2 separate regions of the Homo sapiens genome follow, and region 1 is linked to region 2. A link is a contact called in ENCODE Hi-C or POLR2A ChIA-PET data. All regions are on one chromosome and are shown on one strand. The core of a region is the stretch at or near the end of the contact, and the rest is flanking DNA. Distances in the headings are between cores, read along the strand shown. Region 1 has its middle 17 kb from the start of ATP5MC2. Region 2 overlaps ATF7-NPFF (ATF7-NPFF readthrough).

Evidence for each region. A loop is a pair of places that touch in the nucleus more often than their neighbours do. ChIA-PET counts read pairs that join two places held with the same protein, here RNA polymerase II (POLR2A). Pooled maps may share reads with other maps.
Region 1: a map of dorsolateral prefrontal cortex shows a loop between it and region 2 (5-fold over the local background). The contact joins two enhancer-like sites. A Hi-C loop is called at or near these places in 2 of 168 maps with a recorded cell type or tissue (HepG2 and dorsolateral prefrontal cortex), 2 of 37 single-sample maps with no recorded cell type and 7 of 50 pooled maps. POLR2A ChIA-PET finds 5 or more read pairs at or near these places in 11 of 52 experiments (A549, H1, HepG2 and 7 more).

What each region holds. Positions count from the first base shown.
Region 1 is chr12:53,657,837-53,660,536 of GRCh38, forward strand. No RefSeq gene overlaps it. Among named protein-coding and RNA genes, the nearest start is that of ATP5MC2, 17 kb to the right of the region's middle. Within about 2 kb of position 1,260, at least 24 of the 41 ENCODE cell types and tissues checked have a DNase peak (open chromatin) inside an H3K27ac peak, as active enhancers do; they include dorsolateral prefrontal cortex, where a contact is called at or near this core.
Region 2 is chr12:53,542,335-53,545,034 of GRCh38, forward strand. It overlaps ATF7-NPFF (ATF7-NPFF readthrough), which reads right to left. Exons shown (of 15, transcript NR_159377.1): 4 at 996-1,114. It overlaps ATF7 (activating transcription factor 7), which reads right to left. Exons shown (of 12, transcript NM_006856.3): 4 at 996-1,114. The region is part of intron 2 of LOC124902937 (a long non-coding RNA gene); the gene reads left to right. Among named protein-coding and RNA genes, the nearest start is that of ATF7-AS1, 30 kb to the left of the region's middle. Within about 2 kb of position 1,302, at least 13 of the 41 ENCODE cell types and tissues checked have a DNase peak (open chromatin) inside an H3K27ac peak, as active enhancers do; they include dorsolateral prefrontal cortex, where a contact is called at or near this core.

The DNA.
Region 1 (2,700 bases), core at 10-2,509, 120 kb after region 2:
TTGAACTTCTAGCCTCCAGAACTGTGAGATAGTAACTTTCTATTGTTTTATTTATTTATTTAGTTAGTTAGTTAGTTACAGAGGCAAGATCTGACTCTGCTACCCAGGCTGGGGTATAGTGGTACAGTCATCGCTTACTGCAGCATAAAACTACTGGGCTCAGGAGATCTTTCTGTCTCAGTCTCTCGAGTAGCTGGGATTACAGGTGCACACAAGCATACCAGCTACTTTTAGTAACTTTCTATTTTTTTTTAAATTTTTTTTTGAGACGGAGTTTCGCTTTTCTTGTCCAGGATGGAGTGCAATGGCACGATCTTGGCTCACTGCAACCTCCATCCCCCGGGTTCAAGCAATTCTCCTGCTTCAGCCTCCTGAGCAGCTGGGATTACAGGCATGTGCCACCACACCCGACTAATTTTGTATTTTTAGTAGAGACGAGATTTCACCATGTTGGTCAGGCTGGTCTCAAACTCCTGACCTCAGGTGATCTGCCTGTCTCGGCCACCCAAAGTGCTGGGATTACAGGGGTGACCAACTGCGCCTGGCAACTTTCTATTGTCAAAGGCACTCCGTTTGTGGTATTTTGTTATAGCAGTCCTTGCAAACTAGTATATCATCTATGTGACCTTGGCCAAATTATTTCATCTTGCTAATCCCTAGTGTCCTAATCTGTAAAGCAGGGGTCATTATATCTACCTCATAGGGTGGCTTTGAGGATTAAATAAAATGGCATTTGTAAAGCACCTGGCATAAGCGGCACTACATAAATATTATCTTGCATTTGTGAGACACTAATGTTATCCAAGAAAAGAAATACATCTCTGGAGATTTTTGAAAAGATTGACTGCAATTGTCAGGGTCGTGTGCAATACCACCTAAAGTCACAGGCTGGATAAGATGATCTCAGAATCCCCTTTTCCTGTTGGGTTCCTTAGACAGGAGCTCTGGCATTGTCTTGCTGTCTGTGAAAATGGTTTTTTTTTTTTTTTGATAGAAAACTGGTACAAGAACCAAAAGCACCCTTAAAGGCAGGAGGACTGAGGCCAATTAAACTAACAACTGTAATGAGGTGGATGTAGGAAGAGAAGGAGGCAAAAGAGGGTCGAGAAGTATAACCCAGATGCCTCAGGCCTCCTGAGTCCCCAGCTCACTTCCTTAGGTAAAAGATTTAGGCTGAGAGTTGTCCTCTCTTCAGCTCTGTAAGGGAAAACCAACAGAGGCCTCACCAGTCTCTGGAACGCCTAGCTCTTTCAGGCAGGGAGTCTTTTGCCAAAGCAAACAATCCCAGCTCTACGATTGTGCTCTGGCTGGGGTAGGAGAGAACAAAGATCCCTTTCTTTGCTTCCCCAACCCTATGGCTCCAGCCAAAGGCACTGTTTACACAATCTTCCCTGGTGAAGAATTTGTTCCTTTTCTCTCTAGGTTGCAGCTGGAAAAGATTGATTCTCTCCTTGCCTATTCGTTTTTCCCATGTCCCTGGGCAGGAAAAGTGTCCAATACCCAAACCTCCCACCTCCAGAGATGTGGGCATACTTAACAGTAACTTCAGGCCCTTTTGTGATGTGACAGAGAACCTTGATTTTAGTGGCAGAAAGCCTATCTGGCCAGGAAAGGGAGGCTGGAAACATCAGGAGCTTGGTTTCTCTACATTCCAATTCCATTTATTCCACTCTCTCATTCCCTAGGCTTTCTCAGGCACATTTCCAAAAGTGAATCAAATAATCAAAATCCATGGCAGATTTGGGCTCCTTCTTTTAAAGCCTGATCAGGTGGGTAGGATGAAAATAGTATTTTCTAGTGGGAGAAGTTATTCTTTAGTCTTTAGTTTATTATTAACTCCAGCAGCACAGATGTCTCCTCCACGCCCCGAAAACAAAAGCAAGAGGGAGAAAAGGAAAGCCCAGAGTGGTAGAGTCTAATTTTAGTACTGGCAGAGAATCCTAGTGTTAAGTTACTTCTGGTAAACTGGTAACTAAGAAACAACAGAGATAAAGATAATTTTCACAATTTAGGTTTCCAAGTAGTTTTAAGACCTAATTTTGCTTATTTCCATGACATCTCAGGGAGGCAGATAAGGTGTTACCCATTTCACACAAGAGAAGGAATTGAAGCACAGGAAGAATTAACCAAAAGCCATTCATGAGTGACTGGAACCCAGGATTCTGGGACTTTCAATCTGGTCAACTTCACAGGGCCAAGCTGCTTTCTGAAAAATTTATGGGTCTTTTGTACTGCACACATTTTCCCTGAGCTACATTTTCTCCCTATCTTAAATCCCTACTGACTATTCTCCTGTTGCTAAGCGAGCTATGGGCTAGCTGTTTGTTACCCTTTGCAGCTATGTTTTGGAAACTTGAAGTCCCTACTCCAGATGTTGGGAGATGGGAGTGGAAAAGCCATGGGGATACAGAGGGGTTACAAGTCTGTTTAGGCTCAGATACCATCCTGACACACACGCGCGTGCACACACACACACATACAGGCTCACCCCAACCACCCCCCAGCAAGATATGCAGAGTTCATTTCTGTAAAAGCAGCCACACAGTTCCTGGAAGGCTGTAATCCACTATGGTTAAAAATATCTATCTTGGGGACAGAGCCGAGCCAACCAAACAGCCTACCCATAAACTCAGAAAATAAGCAGTGGGGTAGAATGAACCCAGTGGTAGGCAAAATGCTACCTATCTGTAAGATAAGAGC
Region 2 (2,700 bases), core at 52-2,551:
GAAAATGGCGTGAACCTGGGAGGCGGAGCTTGCAGTGAGCTGAGATCGTGCCACTGCACTCCAGCCTGGGCAACAGAGCAAGACTCTTGTCTCAAAAAAAAAAAAAGAGAGAGATAGGGTCTCACTCTGTCACCCAGGCTGGAGCACAGTGGTGCAATCATAGCTCACTGCAGCCTTGAACTCCTGGGTTCAAGCAATCTTCCTGCTTCAGCCTCCCGAGTAGCTAGGACTACAGGCATGCACCACCATGCCTGATCAATCTTTAAAACTGTTTTTGTAAACATGGAGGTCCTGCTATTGCCAAGGCTGGTCTTGAACTCCTGTAATCCTCCCACCTTGGCCTCCCAAAGTGCTGGGATTACAAGCATGAGCCAATGTGCTTGGCCACTTGATTTCTTTAAAAGTTCCCGAAGTGACATAGTTTATAGTTCTTTCACCGTCCTGGTTGATCTCCTTTGAAAGACAGTAGGAACATCCTTCTTTATCTTTAATGCTTTGAATAATAGTAGAAAGCTACTTAAAGGCAAAAACCACATATATTGAAACAAAGAAGAGTGGAAATTTGATAAATGTTTATTGACTTGCTGATTCAAAAAAACAGTGTAGCTGAGAAGTCTGATCAGCTCAGAAAAGAGTGGAATTTGGCAACAAATATGTTATCCAACAAAATCTGAGTAATTTATCACCTTTTAACATCTTCAACATATTTATAATATAAATATTTTTTAAAAAACCGATTATTAAACTAATACTCCCCTGGAAGAACAAGAGGACTAATTTTCGGTGACGACAGACTTGTGCTGATCCATCATCTGGAACTCCTAAAGACCTGAATGGCTGACTGGGATTAGTGACTACTATCTGGTTTTACTGGTTTTACTCTACTAAGCCCATGATTTTGTGTTTTAACCAATTAAGAAAATTATCCCAAAGCACAATAAAAATAGCCTAGGTCTGAATACCACCAGTTTTTTGGCAACAGTCCTGCTTCTTGCCTTTTTCTCATCCTCATCTGCAGCTTTCTTGAATTCATGTTCAAAGGAGCTAGCTAGTTCATTGAAGAGTCCCACCTCCTCACAGTTCTTCAGGAATCTAGTTGGAGTAGGCGTTTGATCTGTAGACATGAAAGAAAAGGAAACTGTTTTAGTTTTGATCTGAAATTAAAACTTGATATTAAATAGTATATAGAGAATGCATTTGTACTTTTTGATTTGGAGAGAGAGTCTTTGTGTTAGGGCAAATTTGCTTTAATGGAGCTCTAGTAGGCGAAGGCTGGTGTAGGCCACCAGAGGGTGTCTGTGTTGTGTTGCCTCAAAGCCAGCAGGGGGAAGACCGAACAGTATTTTGTTGTGTGACTATCCACGTACCCACTTTTCTCTCAGTGCTAGTTTTACCTCGTTTACCTCCAACCAAACCAAACCACCCACACAGGTGACACAGTTTTGTGAAACCTCTAGATTTGAAAACCAAGTATAGTTAAGCAATATTTTCTTTCGTAAATTTACTCCCTGCTAGGTCTGAAGTGAGCAGAAAAAGCAGATGGATGTTAAAATCTGATGAGAAGAAACTGAGGATCAGATGGTTGAGTTTGCTGACTAAAGCTACCGAGTAAGAAATAGTGCCTTGTCTTTCAGTGGTCACTGAGGTAATAATGGTCTGTTACCTTCTGAAGGATTCCAGGCAAATCTAGGGGCTGAGGAGTAAGACAGCAAGATCATGAGCTGGAAAAGGAAACTGTAAACAATAGACCTAATTTCACAGAGACCTAGGCCCAGAGCAAGTTCCTGAAACCAGGGTATTCGGATTTAGATTTGCCAGCCAAAATATGCCCACAGGGGCTGCACGAGTCTCTCCTCAACACAGTGCCTCTGCCCTTCTGAAGAGAAAGGCTCTTGGTAACCCATGGGAACTTTTTAAGCAACTTGAATTTTACATTCTCCCTCCCAATCCTGCTTTTTTAGACCTGAATCTTGTTCACAGATCCTAACTCTATTACGATGGGTTTCATTGGCATGCTACTTCAGGGATTCATCTCATACCCCAAACCGCTAGAATGAATGACAGAAATACAGAACAATGTTTAAATGATATTTTAAGGAGTGAGACCTGGGGTTAAGATCACCCCTTCTTGGCTGGGCGCAGTGGCTCATGCCTGTAATCCCAGCACGTTGGGAGGCTGAGATGGGTGTATCACTTGAGGTCAGAAGTTTGAGACCAGCCTGGCCAACATGGTGAAACTCCATCTCTACAAAAAAATACAAAAATTAGGTGGGCATAGTGGCAGGTGCCTGTAGTCCCAGCTACTCAGGAGGCTGAGGCAGGAGAATCTCTTGAACCCAGGAGGTGGAGGTTGCAGTAAGCCGAGATCACTGCCACTGCACTCCAGCCTGGGTGACAGAGTGAGACTCTGTCTCAAAAAAACAAACAAAAAAACCCAAAAACACCCCTTCTAGCCTGATCAATTGAAAATAGTCCAATGGGATTTTCCATGGAAACAGCACAATTTTTATAAAAAAATTTAAACAAAACCTCTTCTGAATCAGAGTGTTTGGAAAAGTTACCACTACTTCTCAAAAATAGTTTTAAAAGGTACTCTGGCAGCTTTGGTTGGCTAACGATAAAGCCACTTTCCCTCCATCCCTGGATGAGTAGAAGTAGTATCATCCTTTATGCTTAGAGAGTACTTTAGTAAGGGCATAC